2 separate regions of the Mus musculus genome follow, and region 2 is linked to region 1. The links are chromatin loops, found by intact Hi-C in ENCODE. Cell type or tissue: left cerebral cortex. All regions are shown on one strand. Each heading gives the region's core, and the rest is flanking DNA. Links, peaks and the distances in the headings are about the cores only.

What was found. A loop is a pair of places that touch in the nucleus more often than their neighbours do. Peaks named below come from ENCODE experiments on the same cell type or tissue, not always from the same donor. Only the 100,000 strongest peaks of a DNase experiment are listed, where the experiment ranks them.
Region 2: it touches region 1 in a loop (3-fold over the local background); 3 of 42 quality-filtered maps call a loop at or near these places.

The regions. Positions count from the first base shown.
Region 1 is chr1:193,118,352-193,129,010 of GRCm38, reverse strand. Utp25 (UTP25 small subunit processome component) reads left to right here. Exons shown (of 12, transcript NM_145415.2): 3 at 465-744; 4 at 5,203-5,373; 5 at 6,917-7,005; 6 at 8,291-8,701; 7 at 10,599-10,659. Among named protein-coding and RNA genes, the nearest start is that of Utp25, 6.6 kb to the left of the region's middle. In left cerebral cortex, for the core only: a CTCF peak has its summit at 2,946 (motif pointing right); DNase peaks (open chromatin) are centred at 2,978, 5,989 and 6,384; H3K27ac peaks cover 836 bases.
Region 2 is chr1:193,029,594-193,040,252 of GRCm38, reverse strand. It overlaps Syt14 (synaptotagmin XIV), which reads left to right and starts at 4,478. Exons shown (of 8, transcript NM_181546.3): 1 at 4,478-4,630. The coding sequence starts at 4,618. In left cerebral cortex, for the core only: no CTCF peak of the experiment used is centred there; DNase peaks (open chromatin) are centred at 4,381, 4,606 and 5,367; H3K4me3 peaks cover 2,654 bases; H3K27ac peaks cover 1,926 bases.

The DNA.
Region 1 (10,659 bases), core at 1,559-9,558:
TTTCATGCCCGGCTTGGTTCAAGAGATGAGACTGTAATATTTGCTGAAAAGCTCATAGGGATTTTTGTTTTGTCTGTGAGTTAATGTATATTCATTATACAAAGTAGCGGGTTTCCTAAGGACTTTTCCAGTCAAAATTATCTGATCGTATTCATTTCCTTCCTTTGACTGTTTGTCTTCCATCTCTGCTCATCCCTTTCCTCTTCCCAAATTCTTGTCCTTTTGATTTCATGACTTCTAATTTCTTTTAAATCTAGTTTCCTTGTGCAAGAGAAAATATTACTTGTCTTTAGTCTGACTTATTTTTACTTCCTTATCACCCATTCTATCCATCCCCTTGCATGTGATATAATTTCCTTCTTTGTGGTTGAGGAAATTCCACTAATATGTATTTCTCACATTTTCTTTCTTATTTTTATTTTGACAACAATATATATATATATTAATTTCTCATTTTTCTTTAGCCAGAGAGTTCAGATTCTTCACATTCTGAAAGTGAATCAGAGAGTGAACAAGAGCACGTTTCAGGGTACCACAGACTGCTTGCTACATTAAAGAATGTTTCTGAGGAAGAGGAAGAGGAGGAGGAGGAGGAGGAGGAGGAGGAGGAGGAGGAAGAGGAAGAGGAAGATGACAGTGCTGTAGGTGATGCAGAAATGAATGAGGAAGCTGGCAGTGAGGATGGCAGTGTGGGAGAAGCTGCTGTCTCGGAGGCTGCTGAGGAGGCTGCTGAGACACAGGAACGTAAGTGCCTGGGGCCGGCCTGTCCTCTTCATTCTGTGTTGTGTGGGCTGAGTGAGAGCATGTGGTTCCAAGGCAGAGATTCAGCCTTGTTGGGTTGGGTTAGCTTTTGAGACTCTGATGGGAACACAGGACCCTCTCATCAGGAAAATGCTGTTGGCTTACTCTTTGGGGGACTTGTAACCTCCCGTAAGACCGCTTGGCGTATCAGGGGGACATTATGTGGTCACTGTGACAGCTCAGTTCACTGAAGAGGTTGTTCCGCTTCAGTAAGAGACCAGGTTTGATGGGAGGTAGACATAAAAATACAAACTTTCATGTTGTAGATTTGTTTATATGAAGCAGCTGGAGAGGAGATGAGGCTGCTCTCACTGGGTCCTTAAGGTGACTCTGAGAGGTACTGGGACTGAGAGCCCAGAGAGACTCTGTCTTAGGGCTCAGATGCACCGCTAAGTGATCTTCTGTGCCTGGGAATCACATCCAGGGTCTTGTGTATGTCAGACTGAGCTCGTCTTTTGAGTTACGGTCTTACTGTGTAGACCAGGCTGGCCTTCCGCTTACGATCCGACTTCTGCCCTGGAATACAGGTGTATACCTGTGAAGGAAGGCTTTCCGCCTGTCCCCAGATCTCAAATGACGACTCTGAGACTTAGTTATGAACAAGTGCCTAGACCATAAGCTTGGGCTTGTTCTCCGACAAGCTCATAACTATATGCCCCTCTAGTCTATAACATGCGAGCCACGTGGCTGGTTAGTTACTCCTCAGAGTCCGCTGGTGGAATCACCCTCACCTGAGTAGCTCCCAGAGTTCTTCTCTCTCTACAGAACTCTTACTTCCCGCCTTTTTTACTAGGCCATCATTTTTTTACTGACAAGTGATGCTTCCATACTGTACATAAGAGAATCTTTCTACACACCCCCATGCCTGGCTTTTTTTTTTTTTTTTTTAAATCAGCCTCATTAGAATATGTTTATATGCAAACAGAAGGCAGCCTGGGCTGACCAGGTGGTTCACTGGGTAAAACCTCCTGCTGTAAAAGGTGACAGCTTGAGTTAGAGTTCCGGAACCCACGTAAAGGTGGAAGGCAAGAACCAGATCCGGGTAGGAAAAACTAACTAATAACGAAGTGTACCTAATTTCTATATGCAGTTTGAGCTTTGACAAACATGTACCTTCCATGACCTACAGAGATGCCTATCCTTTTGCTGGCACTGAACTGACTCTGGTCGCTGTAGACTGGCTGTGCCCATTATAGAAATCTGGAAACATGGTTAAACACACAGCCTTTTTGAGACAGGCTCTTACTCTGTAAACCCAGCCTTGAGTTCACTGTGTGGCCCACAGTCATGACCATCCTCCTGCTCCATCCGCCTTCTACCTCCCACCTCTCAGTGCTGGGATTGCAGGTGTGTAGTGCAATGTCTGGCTTGTGTCTATTTTACCTTTGTGCTATTGTTCTTAATAGTTTGCTTTTAATTGCTGGATATATGTGGGTGACTTCTATATCTCACTATCTCAGTCCTGTTATTCTTACAGTCACTTCCTTTTTTGAGAGAGTATCACTATCCCTAACTGGTGGCCTGGCATTTGCTGTATAGGCCAGGCTGGCCTCAAACTCACTTCCCGAGTACTGGGATTTAAGGTGTGCACTACCATTCCTCATTCCTCCTAACATGGTCTCCATATTCCCTCCATTCCTCTGTGATGCTGGGCCTCATACATGCCAGCTACACACTTTCCCACTAAGTTACATCCCAGGCCTTTATTCATTTAGTCATTCTTTCTTTTCTTTCTTTTTCTTTTCTTTTTTTTTGGACAGGGTTTCTCTGTATACCCTTAGCTGTCCTGAAACTCACTCTGTAGACCAGGCTGCCCCCAAACTCAGAAATCCGCCTGCCTCTGCCTCCCAAGTGTTGGGATTAAAGGCATGTGCCACCACTGCCAGGCTTTCTTTTCTTTCCTTTCTTTCCTTTCTTCCTTTCTTCCTTTCTTCCTTTCTTCCTTTCTTCCTTCCTTTCTTTCTTTCTTTCTTTCTTTCTTTCTTTCTCTTTCTCTCTTTCTCTCTTTTCTCTCTTTTCTCTCTTTTCTCTCTTTCTCCCTTTTTTGATTCTAGCTAGGGCCTTGAGCATGATAGGCAAATAAATTTTTTTTAAAGATTTATTTTATATATATGAGTACACTGTAGCTGTCTTCAATTATACCAGAAGAGGGCATCAGTTGGTTATGAACCACCATGCTGGGAATTGAACTCGGCCTCTGGAAGAGCAGTCACAACCGCTGAGTCATCTCTTCAGCCCAGCAAATACTTTTTTTTGTTGTTTGCTGTTTTAAATCTTAACCTGCCCACCACCCCCCCACTCCCCACCTCACCCCCACCCCCCACCCCCCCAAAAAAAGAGCGGGGCATGGTGGCGCATGCCTTTAATCCCAGCACTCAGGAGTCAGAGGCAGGTGGATTTCTGAGTTAGAGGCCAGCCTGGTCTACAAAGTGAGTTCCAGGTCAGCCAGGGCTATACAGAGAAACCCTGTCTTGAAAAACCAAACCAAACCAAAATAAAACAAAACAAAAAAAATCTTAGACCAGCCATGTAGTGGTTTTCCTAGTTAGCTTTACTGGGCTAAAAATCCTTTGCCTTGCTGGGCACAGTGGCACACTTTTAATTTCAGCACATGGAAGGCAGAGGCAGAAGGATGTCTGTGAATTCAAGGCCAGCCTGGTCTCCATAGTAAGTTTTAGAACATTCAGAGTTACATAGTAAGACTCTGTCTTGAAAAACAAAAACAAATAAGCAAAAACTTACGTTGCTATAATTTTTAAATGTTTGGAGGTTCTTAGTGCTGGTTTTCTTTGCATTTAAATTTTTAGAGGAAAATGGTTTTGTTTATTGCATGTTTTAATTATAAACATTTGTCTTATTTACCTCAGAAATGTGAGAAGGGTCATTAGGATATAGCACAGTGGTTGAAATGTGTGCCTAGGATAAACACAGCCCCGAGTTTATCCCCAGCGCTACATAAAACCAGCTGTGGTGGTATGTGCCTCTAATTCTATCACTTGGTGAAGGTAGAAGCAGGAGGACCTAGTCTTGCAGTACTGGACATTGGACTTAGTGCCTCCTACCTATGCTTTGCTACTGAGTTCTGTCCTTAGACTGGACCTTTTTCTCTGTAACGTAACTCTGGATTCACATTAGTTTCTTGGATGTATAACACACACTATTGAATAATCCTTTGACAGACATTTCAGTTGTTCCATGTTATTTCTTATCATAATTCAGGCTGCTCTCAACATCTTTCATTTATATCTTGGTGTAGTATTTTAGAGTAAGTTCTAGAACTGGGTATTTTAGAATTCTCCACGGTAACTTCTAATTATGATAGAAATCTATTTTAAGGAATTGGCTCATGTGATTACCCAGTGGGCTGCAGTCTTCAAGTCTAAAGGTGATCAGGCAGGAGCCCCCAGAGGAGCCACTATTATAGCTAGAGCTCACAGGTAGTTGCTGGAAGTCTTCCCCTTAGGCTAGAACTGCCTCCTGTGTGTTTACAACAAGCCTCCTACAATGGGAGGAGCCACCCCATGAGGAAGGCCAGGAGATAGCTCAGTGGGTAGTGTCTGCCTAGCATGCACAGCCCTGAGTTCCCTCCGCAGCTCCTAGCATACAGGAGCTAGAGATGGGAGATCAGAAGTTCAAGGTCATCCTGAGCTAATAGTGAGTCAGCTAAGACACTAAGCCAGAGAAGACCCTGACTCAAAAGATCAAATAGTCACTTGACTTCCTGCCTGGAATCCACCATTTGGAGCTTTTTTTTTTTTTTTTTCTTTTTTTGGTTTTTCGAGACAGGGTTTCTCTGTATTGCCCTGGCTGTCCTGGGACTCAGAAATCCACCTGCCTCTGCCTCCCAAGTGCTGGGATTAAAGGCGTGTGCCACCACGCCCGGCTGGAGCATAAATTTAATCTACTAATATCCCGAGTAAAGTTGAATCATGCTCTAGGCCTGAAGCCCAGCTTAGTTACTGAGTTTACTTCATCACTCAGGTCTGCAATCAGACTCAATTCTGAACAGTCACATCACTGCATTACCTAAGCACTGTTAAGAATAATGGCGTATACCTTTAATCCCAGGACTCAGGAGGCAGAGGTAGGCTGATCTCCTTAAGTTTGAGGCCAGCTTGATCTACAAAGGGAATTCTAGGACAGCCAGGGCTACGCAGAGAAACTGCCTCAATGAATGAATGAATGAATGAATGAATGAATGAATGAAAGCAGTGAGCACCAGTGTTTGGTTTTGTCAACATTTAATTATGTGTAAATTACTTTATTTTTGTAACAGTTTCACTCTGTAGGCTTAGCTGTTTGGAAATTGCTATGTTAACCAGGATGGTCTGAAACTCCCCTCCTCTTTCCCCAGCTCTACCATACCCCATAAATTTCACAAAATGATTTTCATTGTTTCAGATATGTCTCTAGCTGACAACTCAAAAGAAAAAGATGGTGAAGAGCCACCTGGTGTATCACAGAAATCCTCAGAGGAGTTCACAGATGTGAAACACGAGTCACTGTTCAGCCTGGAAACTAATTTTCTAGAAGAGGATAGCGGGGGCAGTTGTTCCCAGAGGCCATCCCAAGGTGAGAGTGGCTCCTGCTGCCCCAACCCTCTAGTGCGATAGGGCTGTGCACTGATTGTGTTAGGCTCGACTGACAGCGCAGTAGAAACAGCTGGTGGTGGTCACATAGGGGGCTGGAGGAGGCGCTTCTCACGTGTTTGTGCTTTTCAATAGTTAGTGTGGAGAGGAGGCTGCAGGGTGAAGTGGGGAGGCAGTCCCAGGCCTCAAGTCTCTAGACTTGGAGTCTGAGCAAGGCTTTGCCCTCCTAACAGGGAGAAGAGAAGGGAGAGAGTGTTCTTCCCCCCTCTGCCAGCCTTCTTCATTGGAGCAGTACCTTTTCAAGTTTGTGAGGCCCAGGGGTGGCCAGTCTGAGTGTTCTTATTACTAAGAGGAGCCCCAAAGCCACCCCCCCCCCCACCCTCCATGGTCACCATGCCTGTGATCAAATGGCAGCCAGCTGGACATGAGTTTCTGTAATATCAGTTTGTGCCGGTGGGAAGGCCAAGCGGGTGTCAGTCTTTTCTGCCTCTCCCAGTTTTCTGCAGCTGCACTTTAGCGTGGGTGAAGCCGAGTCCTTATGTGGCCTAGTTAGATCTGCTGGCTTTTAGTGGGAGGAGAAGTAGAGGTAGAATTTGTGGAATCTTAGCAGAAACCACATCCTAACTGTGAACCGTGACAGTGTGGGAGCCTGGACAAAAGCAGGAAGCCAGCTGGCTTTTCTGAAGCCTCTGCACGTGGGCTGTGCAGATGGGTTGGCCTAGGTGTCCCCGATGGTGTTGCTTTTGTAGTCTTGGGCATTTTCTGCAGGTTCATGTCATTTGGATCCTTGAGCAAGTTACCTACTTCACTTTGCTGCTACTCAGTGAGAGAGCACAGAGGGGGGCCCGGGGATCACCCGAGTGCAGCAGACTACATGGGCATCACAGAGCTGAGGGTCATGTGCATGCAAGGGGTAGCATTTGTGTCATCTCTAGTTCAGGTGAATACTGAGAATTATTAGTGTGTCTTGCTGTGCAGAGTGCATGGAGCCTGCGCTCGGGAATCTTGCCATCTACCAGATAAGACAGGAACACGTGCTGGCTTGTTTGGATGTACGACACGTGGTAGGGGCTAAAAGAGCTGTGACTGTCCACAGAGAACCGGCTCTAGCCTTTCCCTGTGGAGCGCTTTCTGTGAAGGAATAGCACTGCACAGCTGAATGTGAAGAGAGGACTTTTGGTGCCAAGGAAAGTCTCATAAGCAGAATTTAGGGCCATGCTCAGAAGTCACTGAAGAGGTGGGTTTAGGTGCAGTGGTCAGAGCCTGAACTTTGGGCTGAGATGTCATGTGATGAGTGTGTGCTTCCAGTGCTCAGCTCCTCACATGAGGGTGAGATGCTGGAGGATGGGGACCAGTGCTGGACTGAAGGGTGGGGAGTCAACACTGGGAAGATCAGCAGGTCAGTCTCCACAGAGACCAGAGATGGACTTGTCACTTTCCAGGTGACTAGAGATGAGCCTGCCACTCTGAGGAGACTAGAAAGCCCCACCATTGCTCACTGTGCTGATCACTGTGTTCTGAATTAGATCCGTTTCAACAACATGTCAACAAAGAACTGAAAGAGAAGGAAATTCAAGCTGCTGCTTCCAGCCCTCCAGCTACCCAGCAACTGAAAGTACGTACTACTGCTCGGTTCCCGGGCATAGGAGAGAGCCCCACAGAAATGGCTGTCTTTGGCTTACTGTACTGGCACATTGTTAATTGTTCACAGTGAGTTTCACTTTGACAGACATTGAGCTTGTGTCAGTCCTTTTGCCCCAGACTCCCAGGTATTAGGATCTGGGTGTTCATTTGAAGTAATTGCAGATATATGTTTGGGTGTAAGAAGTCAGTCAGAGGGGCTGGTGAGATGGCTCGGTGGGTTAGAGCACCCGACTGCTCTTCCGAAGGTCCAGAGTTCAAATCAGAGATGTCCCTTGTACCTTATGCCAGTTTTGCCCTTGGTACCAAGTAGCAGATTACAGCACAGTATCGAGACTAGAGAATGGACAAAGATGCCATTTGTTGCTGCATGCTAGGCTAAGTACTCTGTCCCCATGGCATTGCATCTAGACTCATATATTCTGTACAGGGTTGTCTTCTTATACAGTCCCGTTCCTACCAGCACAGTCAGGTTGTGGGACTCTACAGCACTGTGTGGCCCCACTAGCAGGGCCTCACTAGGTAGTCCTGGCTGGCCTCAAAATCACAAGAGATCTGCCTGCCTCTTCCTCCCACACTGACATTAAAGGTGTGTGGCACCATCCCTGGCTCTGTCGTTCCTTTTCACCATCCCCACTTTCACACTCCTCATTCCTAGCCCCATAACTCCTGAGCTCCTTTCTGTTTCTGGGAGCTTGTCAGTTCACTGCTGAGTAAGTGGAGTCACCAGGGTGGGACCTCTGAGGTGAGCTGCTTCATTGAGCCTAGTTCTCTGGAGAGTCGCCAGGCTGCTCAGCTTCTGTGCCTCATTTCCTTTACTGCCAAAGTTACTCTAATTCTAGATTGGCAATTTTTTTACAATGAAAATTTTCTAAACATTCACTTCACAAAGTAGTATCCCTTGAGTCCTGCTGGGTACGTCTCTGAGAGAGAAAGCAGTGGGGAGAGAGGAAGGGAGAAGATGGATCAATTCCAAGACAGACATACCCTTGTGACGGATCACGTTGCTGACGTTATTTGAACAATTCTAAAGTAATTTTGACTCTCCTGAGACGTGTTCCTTGGAACAGTGAGGGAAACACTAGAGACAGCTCTCAGGTATGAAGTCAGGCTCCAAGCTGCCCACTGCTTGTGTAACTGTTGTCTGGACCCTCTTGCCTGTGTGAGAGAAGGGGATGATCTGTGAGTCATCAGTTACTCTGAATGTCGTGTGTTGTTACTCATGTCTTACTTAGCTCTCTTGATCTGTTTGCCCATAGTGGCCAGTCCTGGGACATCTTGTCTTTTCATCAAAGTTCCAGAAGACGGAAACATTTAAACCTCCAAAGGATATTGACCTAAAGTTACTTCATCTTCAGAAGCCTCTAGAATCCACCTGGGCAAAAACCAATAGCCAATTTCTATCTGGACCTCAAAAATCAAATAGCTCCTTTACCCCGCTCCAGAAAGAGCTGTTCTTAATTATGAATTCTTACCGGGACCTGTTCTACCCTGAGAGGACTGCCCTGAAGAATGGAGAAGAAGTCCGCCATGTATACTGCCTGCATGCCATAAACCATGTCCTCAAAGCCAATGCTCAGGTGCTGGCTAACAACAGTAGGCGCCGGAGCCAGAAACTTGGGGTGGGTGAAGATGATGACTTCAGGGACCAAGGGCTCACCAGGCCTAAGGTGAGTGGCAGCAGGAGAGCTTTGCTGTCGAGAAGGCCATGAGGCACTGCTGAGTCGTGAGTGTGTTGACAGCCGACTAGTTAGTGAATCCTCGGTGAGCAGTTGAGTGAGCCAGGCAGTGCAGGGCAGTGAAAGGGGCTTCAGATGCTCTCAGGGCTGAACCCCAAGCACACATAAGCACCTCAATGCTGATGATCTCTTCCTGGTGACTTGGCTCACTAGAACCCAGTGAAGTTTTCTATCCGGTCCCTATATCTATATGCAGTAACTTCTATGAACTCAGATTCCTAGAAGGCCCTGCTAAAGTGAACAGAGAAAAGAGTAGCAGAGGGGGGCTAGAATCAGGCTTTCCACCAAGTCACATATACAGAAACCTTCAAACCAGAGATCTCTGTTTTGTTGTAAGCTTCCTGCTGCTTAAAGTAAAGGTTGTATTTACTTGTGCGTTCTAGTGTGACCTCTGGCACATTTGAAGTTCTAGTAGGAAAGGAGATGGATTTAATTCTGTGCACATTTTTCATGATGCTGAGGACCAGGCCTTGTTCTCACACTTGCCTCACCTGTCTCTGCAGAAGGTCATGTTTTCAGACTTCTGTTGAATTCAACAGGATTCAGGGGTGGCTGTGAATATTAATGTGGCTCTTACACTTTGATAGCTGGGGTGACAAAGTGTGGACACTTACTTAGTGTCACCACCAGGACAGCCATCCAGCCTCTTAAATTGGGGTCTGGCATCCAGGGCAGTTACTTACTTCTTTGACCAGCTGATTGCATTTCTAGTCGGCTACCTCAAATGCGTGTGTATAACATTTGAGACTGTCTATCTCTGTGTGTACTCTAGATGAGAGTCAGGTTTATGATTGGAATCTAATGGTTGGGCTAGGGTCACGCCAGTGAGTCTGTTATTTGCACAAGAATAATGGGTAGTTAGAAATTAGCTCTTTATTAGCCATCTTCTGATTTTCTGTTCAGCAGAAACTTTATACATGTATTTTTCGATTTATAATTCTATTGTATGAGTGTTTTGCCAGCATGTATGTATATGCACCACAGGCATGCCTTGTACCTATGGGAGTCAGATCCCACGGGACTGGAGGTAGGATGACTGTGAATGATGGGAGCCAAATTCTGGTCCTTTCCAGAAGCAATAAGTGCTCTAAAACCCTGACTCATCTTTTATGAACCATCTTTAAGCATTTTAATGAGGCTTGAGAAATTGAGTCCTGATTTTCCAGTTCAGAAATTTGTCATCACTGGATTAAAAAACTATTCTAGAGAATATACTTAAAATAATAATAATAATAATAATAATAATGGTTAATCCTTTTCTGTATTTTTTTCTTACTGCCTTTTTTTTTATTGGTGTGACAAAACATCATGACTAAGGCAACATATAAAAGAAAGCATTTAATTGGACTTACTATCTCAGAGGAGCAGAGTCTGAGGGTAAAAGAGAGATGGTGGCAGGCAGGAACACTGAAAGCTCACGTCTTGAACCACAAGTAAGCCTGAAAGGCACAAGCAGCATGTCGGAAGTCTTCTGAGCCCACCCTCCGTCAGACACAAGTCTGTACCTCCTAACCCTTCCCAAACAGCTCCCAGCTGGGGACCACGCGTTCAAATGTATACGCCTATAGGAGCGAGTCTCCTTCAAACCACTACACTGTGTATTTGTCAAAGACCTTAATATATTTCTGTCCTTGAGCTTCCACGGCTACTATGGGCATTCCTTATACTGAAAGATATTTCCAGATTTTGCTTGAGAAATGTCTCCCATAGAGCCCTGGGGCTAAAAGTTTATAGGATGGGTTGGTGTGAATTCAGGAACTTGGCTGTTGATACTGAGCCAGGTATTTTGTCCAGATACTTACCTCTGTCCTGCCATTGCCTCCCACAGGTACTTATAGTGGTGCCCTTCCGGGAAGCTGCCCTTCGGGTGGTCCAGCTCTTCATCAGCC
Region 2 (10,659 bases), core at 1,730-9,729, 89 kb after region 1:
ATTTGGATTATAACTATTTCCATGGTATTATAATCCAAGAAATAAAGGAGTTAGTAGCTTTTCCTGTGTTTTTTACTAAGTTCTTACACATATATTCTCAGAAAGCTGAAACTGTTAAAAAGCTTAGTTTAAAAATGTTTCCCTTAGGGCTGGAGACATGGCTTAGTTCAGTCTTTCTCAACCCGTGGATCGAAACGCCTTCCATAGGGACCTCCTAAGACTACTGGGAAAACACGGGCAATTACACTCCAATTTACAATAGTAGCAAAATGGTAGCAAGGAAAATAATTGTATGGTTGAGGTTCACCGATGAGGAATTGTATTAGAGGGCTGCAGGTTAGGAAGGTTGAGAACCACTGGCTTGGTGGTTAAGAGCATTTGCTGCCCTTCCAGAGGACCAGAGCTTGGGGATCTCTGCACCCATATTAAGCAACTCATAACTGTGTGTAACTCTAGCTCCAGGGATCATGGTGCCTTTGGCCTCTGAGATCACCCGCACTCAGACGATCATACCCAGACACAGACACACATACTCATACATAAGATAAAAATACAATTTATAAAGTATCCCTCATGTAAAACTTCAAAAGCACCAAATAGTGTCATTGACATAAATTGCATCTTTTCACATGAGTTTGTATGTTATCACATGTCTTTACTTCTATATGTGTAATTTACAGATTTCTGATTTCTACTGAATGATTTATATAAACAAAGGTTCCAGCTTAAAACTAGGTTGTTTCTTAAGTTGGTTGGGAACCTTTGTAATTCAAAATATATTTTCCTATCAAGATTCTGTTGCCGTGGACAGTGGTGATTTAGCTTAGCACGCGGAGCCACCACTAACGTGGGTTGATCTTTTTTTCACTTCCACTTGACATGGTATACCCACATGTTTAATGTTTATTTTTTCTGCCAATGTTTCAATCACACCACTGTGTGATGACACTTTATGGTGTTACTGGAAGTGTAAACTATTATTTTTAAATGTTTTCATAGAGAGGATAACTTGAAAATTGAAATACCAAAACATATTTCTATTTCAGAGCTATAAGAAAATAAATTATTTTTCTTTTTGATCTTAGTTTCTAACTATTTCCACAACACATGATGAGAAATTCAGATAACTACTTGAGTGATATGTTTGAAACTAATTTTTACAACTAACTCATTATAAAAAGGATTAAAATAAAAAGCTAATCATCAGTCCCAATGCATTAAATATACAGTGTCAATGCTTTGGAGGTACACAGTCAAGATAAAAAACAACTATTATTTTTAGGCATGATCTATAATAAAATGTAAAGCTTATAAATAAAATAAGTTGATACTTCTTGAAATTAGAACTGTTGAACCAGTCACATACTTTAAAAAAGTAAACAAAGAAGCTAAGATAAGCAACTAATTTAAGAGTGGCTATGTCTTAGTCTTCTGTGTGATAGCCAGACTGGTTAATTTATAAGGAAAATGGTTTAATTCAGCTCATGGGTTCTGAGGATTGTCATGTCTGGTGAGGACCTTGTGTTATTACATGGTGAGAGAGTGTGTGAGAGTAATCAGCTTGTGCCTTGGGAAAGAAGGTGGAAAAGGAATCAACTCAGTTTATAATCACACAGCCTTGGGCTAACCTGTGGTAACTACTTCTGGTTAGTAGGAGCTATACTGCTCTCTTTATGAAGGCTATACCTTCTAGTTCAACACCTTTTAAAGGTCCCAACCATACAATACCATTATGCTAGCAATTGAATTTTCAACTGATTTTGGTGGGGACAACACATATCCAAACAATTGCAGGCTTTAAGCAAACTCAGAAGTTGTATGAAATGTTGGGCAGAAGTTGAGATAATAATATATATGGTATTATCTAAGACCCATCTCAGATTATTACAAAAGGTAATGTTGGTAGAGTGGATTATGAGTTTTAACTTAAGGGGAAATGTTATTAGTACTTTGGCCAAAGTCCTAAGTTTGAAGCTCAAGTTTAATACGCACACACACACAAGCACGCGCACACACACTTTCTGAGAAAACTATTGTGAACTAACCTGGTTTATGCAGATACCTGTGTAACTGCTGATTTCTGAGATGTTTGGCTTTCAATATGAAATTCTTGTAAGTTTCAACAGTTGAAGCCAGCTAGAAACCACAAACCAAGATCTGTGGTTTCAAATTTCATGTCCTGAAGTTCAAGTCTGTTTTAAGTACAGTGTCCTGGAGAAAACCTTATTATTGTATCTGGATCCCAAGCATATTGATGGTATTCCCCCGAGAGAGAAAGAGAGAGAGAGAGAGAGAGAGAGAGAGAGAGAGAGAGAGAATGAGAGAGAGAATGAGAGAGAGAATGAGAGAGCGCTTTAGACTAACCTATAGGTATTTTATAAGAACAGTCATTTAGTTTGATCCTTCAATAACAATTCCTGTTTGTAGATATATGTTTTTGGTGTGTGTTTCTATGCATGTGTGTGCGTTCATGTATGGATAGGTGCATGCATGCATCTGTATCTGTAAGATAGACATGCTGAATGTTTTCCTCAGTGTCTCTCTCTCTCTCTCTCTCTCTCTCTCTCTCTCTCTCTCTCTCTCGGTTTTTTCGAGACAAGGTTTCTCTGTATAGCCCTGGCTGTCCTGGAACTCACTCTGTAGATCAGGCTGGCCTCAAACTCAGAAATTTGCCTGCCCCTGCCTCCCAAGTGCTGAGATTAAAGGTGTGTGCCACCACTGCCCGGCTAGCTCTCTTCTTTGCCTATTTATTTTATTTTATGCATGACCGGTGTCTATGGAGGCTGGAAGAGGATGTCAGATCCCCTAGAATTGGAGTTACAACAGTTGTAAGCTCCCATGTGGATGCTGGGAGCTGAGCCCAGGTCCTCTGCAAAAACAGCAAGTGATCTTCACGGTTGAGACATTTCTCCAGTCTCACCCATCCCCCTTTTTTATTTTTTATTTTTTGAGACAGGCTTTTTCATTGATCTTGGAGTTCATCAGTTAGTCTACACTGGCTTAACAATGAACTTCAAGGATCTGCCTATCTCAGTTCTACAGAGTTAGGATAACAAGCATGCTACTTAAAAAAAAAAAAAGGTGTGGATTGAGCTCAAGCTCTCATGCTTGTGCAACAAGCACTTTATCAACTGATCCATCTCCTCTACCCCTGCAGCCAGTTCTCTATATGATGCCTAGATCAACAGATATTCACTGGACTAGTCAAAACATTAAAGAACAGGGTCAGGGAAAAGTCTCAGAAGGTAAAGATGTTTGCTACCAAGCCTGGCTGACAACCTGATTTTGATCCCTGGAGGTCATATGGTGATGAGAACAAACTTCTGCAAACTGTCTTTTAACCTTCACACGAAGGTCCTGCCCCAATAAATAAGCAAATGTAGAAAAAAAATGTTAAAGAATCGATGCCTATTGAGCATCAATCGACTGAGGGAGAAGTTATATAAAAGCAATGAAAGGCAGTTTCTGCTCTAGATTACAGTCCAACCTCACATAATAAGTGGAAAATATTTTCTTCTTTGTTTCTGTCCTTAATATAGCCACCTGTTCTAGGAGTGACCATCTTCTCCACAAGGAAGAATCACTAATCCCCTATCCTTCTAGGCTCCTCCATCCGGCCTTTAAAGTACCCAAACGAAGCGGGATAAACAGTGGAGAGGGGCTGATTAGGTAGCTAGTTTGCTCGGGGTTGGCTTTTGGGTGTTCACATGCTCAAGGGCTTGCAAACTTAAAAATGGGTACATGACATGCATTTCAGGCCCTTTGTCAAGACGTCTGTGCAACACCTACAATTGTGTGGCTTCAAATGTGTGCTTGCAATGCATAGACAAATGGGGAACTCGTTCCTCCAAGGAGGCATCAGGCTCCTGTGGAGTTGGGTCACATTAGAAATGAGGCTGAAGAGAGAGAGGGAAGGAGGGAGAGACAGAGACTATCCTCACGATCCCTCTTTCTGGTTTGCTGTGCCACGAAGCTGTCTCTACTGGCTGGCTGAAATCTGAGGTGAGTGTTCAGGCAAACCAAACCAAACTGAATAGATCTTCGCTGAGAGGGAATCTGGCACCTCCTGGGTGCGGAGACCTGTCCGTGGTCCTGACCGCTTGTCCAGCCGCTCTGGAAGCCTGGTGAAGGCTGGCTGCTGAGGCTGCTCTCTGCTCTGTCTGCACCTGTTGGGAACGCCCGCCTGAGACCCTGCACTGGCTGGGGGAGAGGGGGTTGGGGGAGGTGAGGGCGTGGCCAGCAAGAGGCGGGCGTGGCGGGTCAGGGTGGTAGGCGGGGTTGTGGATATTTCGGGGGCGGGGCCTGGGAAGGTAGATGGGAATGGGTTAAGTCGAGGTTGTGGGCCAAACTATAGTTGTTGCGAGGGGCGGGGCCTAGAGGGGCCGGGGGCGGGGCGGTGTCACGTGCCGACGGTGCGCGACCGTGGAAGGTTCCGCTTCCTGCGCCGCCTGCTCCGGAGCTTCGACCCCACCCCGCCGCCCCGCCCCAGCTCCTGGAGGCCCAGCTGCCTGGCCCCGGGGCGTTCCCGCCCCTCTGGCCCGAGGCCTAAGAAGAGCAAGCTCCAGCACTTACCCCCGCTCTCCCTGCGTGGTTGGTGCGGTCCATGGCGAGCGCATCATGGCGATCGAAGGTAAGTGGAAGGCAAGCGATGCGCGGAGAAGACGCCCCGCGAGCGAGCGCAGGGCCCAGGAGGCCGAGGTGCGGGTTGCGGGTCCGGACTGTAAGGGAAGCTAATGCGGGACACCGGCCTAGGCGCGGCGTGCGGCCCTCGCGAGCACTGGCCTACACACTTTGGGCGCTGAGGTACCGAGTGAGATGCTCAGGCACTAAGGCTCTGAAGTACTGAGTGAGATGCTCAGGTACTAAGGCTCTGAAGTACTGAGTGAGATGCTCAGGTACTAAGGCGCTGAGGTACTTAGACGCCAACTCGCTCAGTCTCTGAGGTGATAATGAGGCGCTGAGGTTCTGAGGCACAGAGGAGACTTAGGTACTTAGACACTGAGGTGCTGAGTCTCTGAGGTAAATGAGGCGCTGAGGTTCTGAGGCACTGAGGAGACTCAGTTACTAAGGCGCTGAGGTACTGAGTGAGATGCTCAGGTACTAGGGCGCTGAGATACCGAGATGCTGAGGTGAATGAGGCTCTGAGGTATTGAGAAGCGCCGTGCTGTTCGGCAGCGGGAGGCTGCCCTTGTGGGATCCGCTCATCCTGCTGCTCCTGTCGGGCTTTCTGGGCCGATGATAACCACGCTGTCCCCTTCGGTTGACGGGTATAGGGGGGCCAGGACATCTTCGTGAGGTCAACCCTCTTATCTGACCCTCACAATTGCTTTTTTCCGGGGAGAGGCAAATGCCTATTTATGACAAACGCACCCAGAAGATTGGCAACAGAAATGTTTCACAAGTAGCTTGATTCGAATTGGGTAAGGTAAGTGGTACCGATGTGTATTTTCCTCTTATTCTGAGAGCATGGAGTTGGAGTGGAGTGGAATTTGCCTTGCTTTTAAGGAGCATATTGTGCAGTTAGTATCACACAGGTGTGATGCTTACAGCATCTTGTTTTCCATTTTAGATGAGCTCAGTACAAAAAAAAGGATTTCCAAAACTTCCCTGCGTGACCTGTACAGAGTACCTGTAGCTGAATCATTACTTGCCTACATTTAATGTGTTCCCCCTCGCACAGTAATTCCCTTAGGTGACTGGTCTCTGTTAGTATACACGCCTGGGGGCTTCTTTAGGATCCAGCCACCAAACTCCAGAATTAACTCAGCTGTGTGTTTCATGTTTACTTCAATTTAGAGATTAAGTACGGGACACATTGACATGATTTGCTAAGATGATGGAGAATAAAATCTACCTGTAATCGTTGATGTTCAGAACAGCATGTTCAACCCTTATTCTTCTCAGTACTGTTTATTAGAGCTGGAATTAGGGAGTGAAATTCACTGGTTGACGTAGAATGCTTTATTTTGTCAACAACTTTGTGGAAGGATTTCTTGTAAAGTCATACAAATATAATTTTAAGCAGATGATGAAGGATTAACCCAGTTAGGATTCAAATATGATCTCATAATTTGTAATTTCTTATTGTCCAAGTTTTCTTTAGGCATACATACCTTCTCCTGGCAGCCAAATGTTAGAGCATTTTGCTCAGTGTTTTGTATCTTTAAATAATTGGGTTTTCTAAAGATTCTCTGTATGCTTTTTGTTTTCTTTTGTTTTGTTTTAGTTTTGATAGCATGGTACATGCCAGGAAGTACCACTGAACTATACCCCCAGCTTATTATTATACCTATAGATTTTTTAAAAAGGTTTTCAAGATACAAATATCAACACTTAGGCTTTCTCTGGTTTGCCAAGGAAAATGTAGTTAATATATTTCAAATAAAGGTTAAGTCAGTCTAACTATGCTTCTTAGCACTTACTAAAATAGATTCTGTTTATATATACCATCCCTACTTTCCTCACCTTTGAGTAGAATCTTAATTACTCAGTGTGGTAATACCATAAGCCAATGTTTCTTTGAAGACCTGCTTGGTGGTCATAACGCTAATTGATAAAGAATGACATAGTTACTTAGTAGAAATAATTTATATACAGTTCATTCACCTTTTAACTCAATGAACATTTGTTGTATATCAGGAATAGACAATATTCTGAAATAGACTTTGTGGGATCCTCTCTGTTAGAATTTATGTTTTGGTGGAACAGATAATTGTGAGCATGGTTGCAGTATAGTGTATACACCAAGAAATAGGCCATGCATGCTTCCTTTGTGTAAAAACATTCAGTGGTGCTGACTTCAAACTTAATTTTGAGATAATAAATGTTATACCCTTAAGGTCTTTATATTTGGGATGAAGTTCTGTATTGTCAAATCTGCTATTCAGCAACTTTACTCTAACTCCATCCTATTTTTCTTTTCTAAAACAATAATTTAAATACAGTCTGTGTGTGTGTGTGTGTGTGTAAGATCTCTTCCATTTGAAGACAACAACCATATGCTCCTTTGCTTTAAAAATTGAAATATAGTGATGGACAATTTTATTCCACTTGTATATTGAAGCTGTTATAACCTTGCGTAATTTTATAAATGTAGCTTACTATTAGAATGACCTTTTTTCTGTAACTTCTTGTGGGTTCAAATGAGATTGTATTCAACCAAAAACTATACACTGTTTTACTTGGATTACTCGCTCTCTAGCTATGTCTGCAGTCCTTTGCAAAACTAATTGTGTTGTGAATTGAGAATAGGTCTTTGTAGTAGTTTGGCATATTTTTAGTTGCTCTGTTCAATGGTTTAGGCTTGAGTTTAGTACCAACAATTTACTTTCTGTCCGACCTTCCTTCCTTTCTTCCTTTCTTTCTTCCTTCCTTCCTTCCTTCCTTCCTTCCTTCCTTCCTTTCTTTCTTTCTTTCCTTCCTTCCTTCCTTCCTTCCTTCCTTCCTTCCTTCCTTTCTTCCTCCTTCCCTTCTTCCCTACCTCCCTTCTCTCCTCCCTCTTTCTTTCTCTCTCTCTTCCTCCCTCCTTCCTTTTCCCCCCCTCTCTCTCTCCTCTCTTTCCTTCCCTTTCTCTCTCTCTCTCTCTCTCTCTCTCTCTCTCTCTCTCTCTTTCTCTCGCTTTCTTCCTTCCTTTCTCTCTCTCTCTCTCTCTCTCTCTCTCTCTCTCTCTCTCTCTCTTTCTTTCTTTCTTTCTTTCTTTCTTTCTTTCTGTTTTTCAAGACATTTCTTTGTGTAATAACCCTGGCTGTCCTGGAACTTAGTTTATAGACCAGGGTGTTTTCAGACTCACAGAAATCCACTTTTTGTTTCCTGAGTTCTGGGGTCAAAAATGTGGGCCGCCACCACCTAGCCTCACTTACATTTCTAAATAGTAGGTAGATATCCTCACTTGGATGTACTATAGCAATCCAAATGTACACCTTATAACATTCAGAATGATCTTAAGTTGTCTCCTTGTCCACAACTTTTTCCTTCATACTTCTCATACTACCCTATTTTGTGCAAATTCACTGGTTGAGTGGCATATAATATTAGCTGGATATTCAAGTTAGAAATCTGGATATTAACTCCATTTTATAGTTCACTAAGTTCTTTTATCTACATTTCAAATATTTTGTTTAGTGTTTACACTTCTGCTCATACACTTAAGAAATGATTTTTTTTTTTTAGTTTCGTAACTAGCTTTATCTCCTCAGTTTACATTTTTGAGATTATGCACCCACACACATAGAGTGATATTTAAATTAAACCTAATAAATTGGAATCTTTGGTTTATTATTTTTAGAAGGAAGAAAAAATAATAATATAGCAAGTTTTTATTTATTAACAAACTTCTAAGGCAGACGAACAAACAAACTTCTAAGACTCATATATATATTCAGAACAATTTTTTATTTTCTAGACTTTTGGATCTAGACTTCATATTCAAAATAGTATTTTGAATTCATCATGAGATAAATATTAATGAAATAATAAATTATTTTTGGTTGTCTCACACAGGAATGCATATTTACAGTTTTAAAAAATTGATCTGGTGTAGTCAAAACAGAAGGATTTTAATTTTCAGTTAGCTAGAAGATTCAATTAAGTGGTGCTTTTTGTGAGCACATACTTATTGGGATTTATTGTGTTATGTTAGTAACTTTCTGATAGTCAAAAACCAAAACTTCAATTTGAAGAGTAGTTCAGTGGCTGGAAAAGTGAATTAACTTGTCAGTAAATTTAACTTTATAAGGTAAAATTTATATTTAGAAAAATTATTAATTAAATGCACAGGAATTTATGTGGGTCAAATGAGATACTGTGTTGAGCAAGTTTTTGTTTCTACACTTTTTTATTTAGCATATGGGTGTGTGGCAGAGAGGAAAGGAGGGAGCCGGAGAGAGAGAAAGAACATACCCTGGGGCTAGAGGACACGAGGTATGGGCTCTTTCCTTCTACTGTAGGATCCAGTGACTGGACTCAGCTTGCCAGGCTTGTATTGCAAGTGCTTGTGTCCATTGAGCCATCTTGTTTGCCTGACAAGCTAGTGCTGTACAAATAGACATGGCATTCTTTGTGTTGTTGTGGCAATGGTGAGTATGGGTCCCACGTTTAGGCAGGGGGCTAAATGCAGAGAGGACTTGACTGTTCAGATTGTTTTAATTTTACTATAATTATGCAATTATATAGTAGCAATGCCAATTTAGGAGGGTAACTTAGATGTCTGGAGACCTAACGGGTTTAAAAATAAAAAGGAAAGGACAGTGTGTATCCTCGAGGAAGCTAACATTTATTCTGGAAAATTTACACAAGCAGGTTTTTGAAAGTCAATGAATATAGGAGCCAAAGAAGAGAAAGAAACCATTCAGGAGACTTCTCTGTTTCCTAGGCCTAAACTCTGACTTTCTCTTTGAACTTTATGCTTTTTGGTATTCACTGTGGACAGCTCATCATAATATTGAATTTCAGTCATAGACACCTACTTCTCCCTCTTACAACTATCACCGACACACCTGCTGTGCTATGGCATCCTCCTTCCTACTAGTTGTGGACTTGGTTTTGGAATTTTTCAGAATTGACATTGCTCTATCTCCAGCAGGTATTCCCATTTAGCAGAGTGACCATGTAACATGACAACTATTTTCTGCTCTGGAGTTATTAATATTACTACCTTATAATAACTAGTTTTTCTTACCTTACCTTCCACATTAACAAACTCAGATTTATAAAGACCATATTAGATGGTGCTAACTTTAGAGTTAAAGCCTGGCTCTACCCAGAAAGTGTGTTCATTTATAACACAGCTTTTAAAATTAGGGACCCAAACTAATATGAGTGAATGGCTTAAACTGGGGATTAATCTAAAAATACACCTAGAAGTTAGAGTCTAAATAGGTTAAGGTGATTTGGGGCAGTTGGCAGCATAAACAGGAAATGTTTAAAGTTTTTCCTTATGTACAGTAAGTAGCAGAATCTGCAGAAGAACTTAAAGATTGTGACCACTTTCATAGATAAACATGGGAAAAGAATCTCTAGATGAGATAAATTATAAGACTTTTAGTTTTTCAGTGTCTGACCATGAAGGAATCAATGAAGCTTATATGTGGAGGTGATAAAGTGAATTTTAAGAAGAACTCTTATGAGAACTAAATCGTGGGTTTAATTCTATCTTTGACACCTGTATGTACTTTGATGGTGCATTTTCCCTTCCATAAACATGTAGGAAAGTAATATGTTATGATTTTCCTCCCGGTCTCAAAAATATCCTAGTTATGTAGTAGGCACATTCACAGTCGTGTGTCCATTCATATGCAAACACATGAAGGTACACAATCATAGCACTCGTGTGCCCCACACTCCTGTTTTTCATATCTTTCTTAATTTTGCCACTGTAGAGGACAGTGCCACATTTGTCTCGTTCTTACATGGAGTTGCCTGAGGTGACTGATACTAATAACTGAAGTGTTATCCTATATGTATCGATTTCATGTTGCTAAGATGATTATTTCAAGACCAGTGCTCATATTACCTCCAAATACAGTTTTTATGAAGTTGACTTTATTTAAACTACCTTAAAGCACTCAAAAGCAATTTCATAATTTTCTTATTTTTTTGTATAAGTGAAAAAATTCATTTTAACTTTGTTTTTGTTTTTTGTTTGTTTGTTTGTTTGTTTGA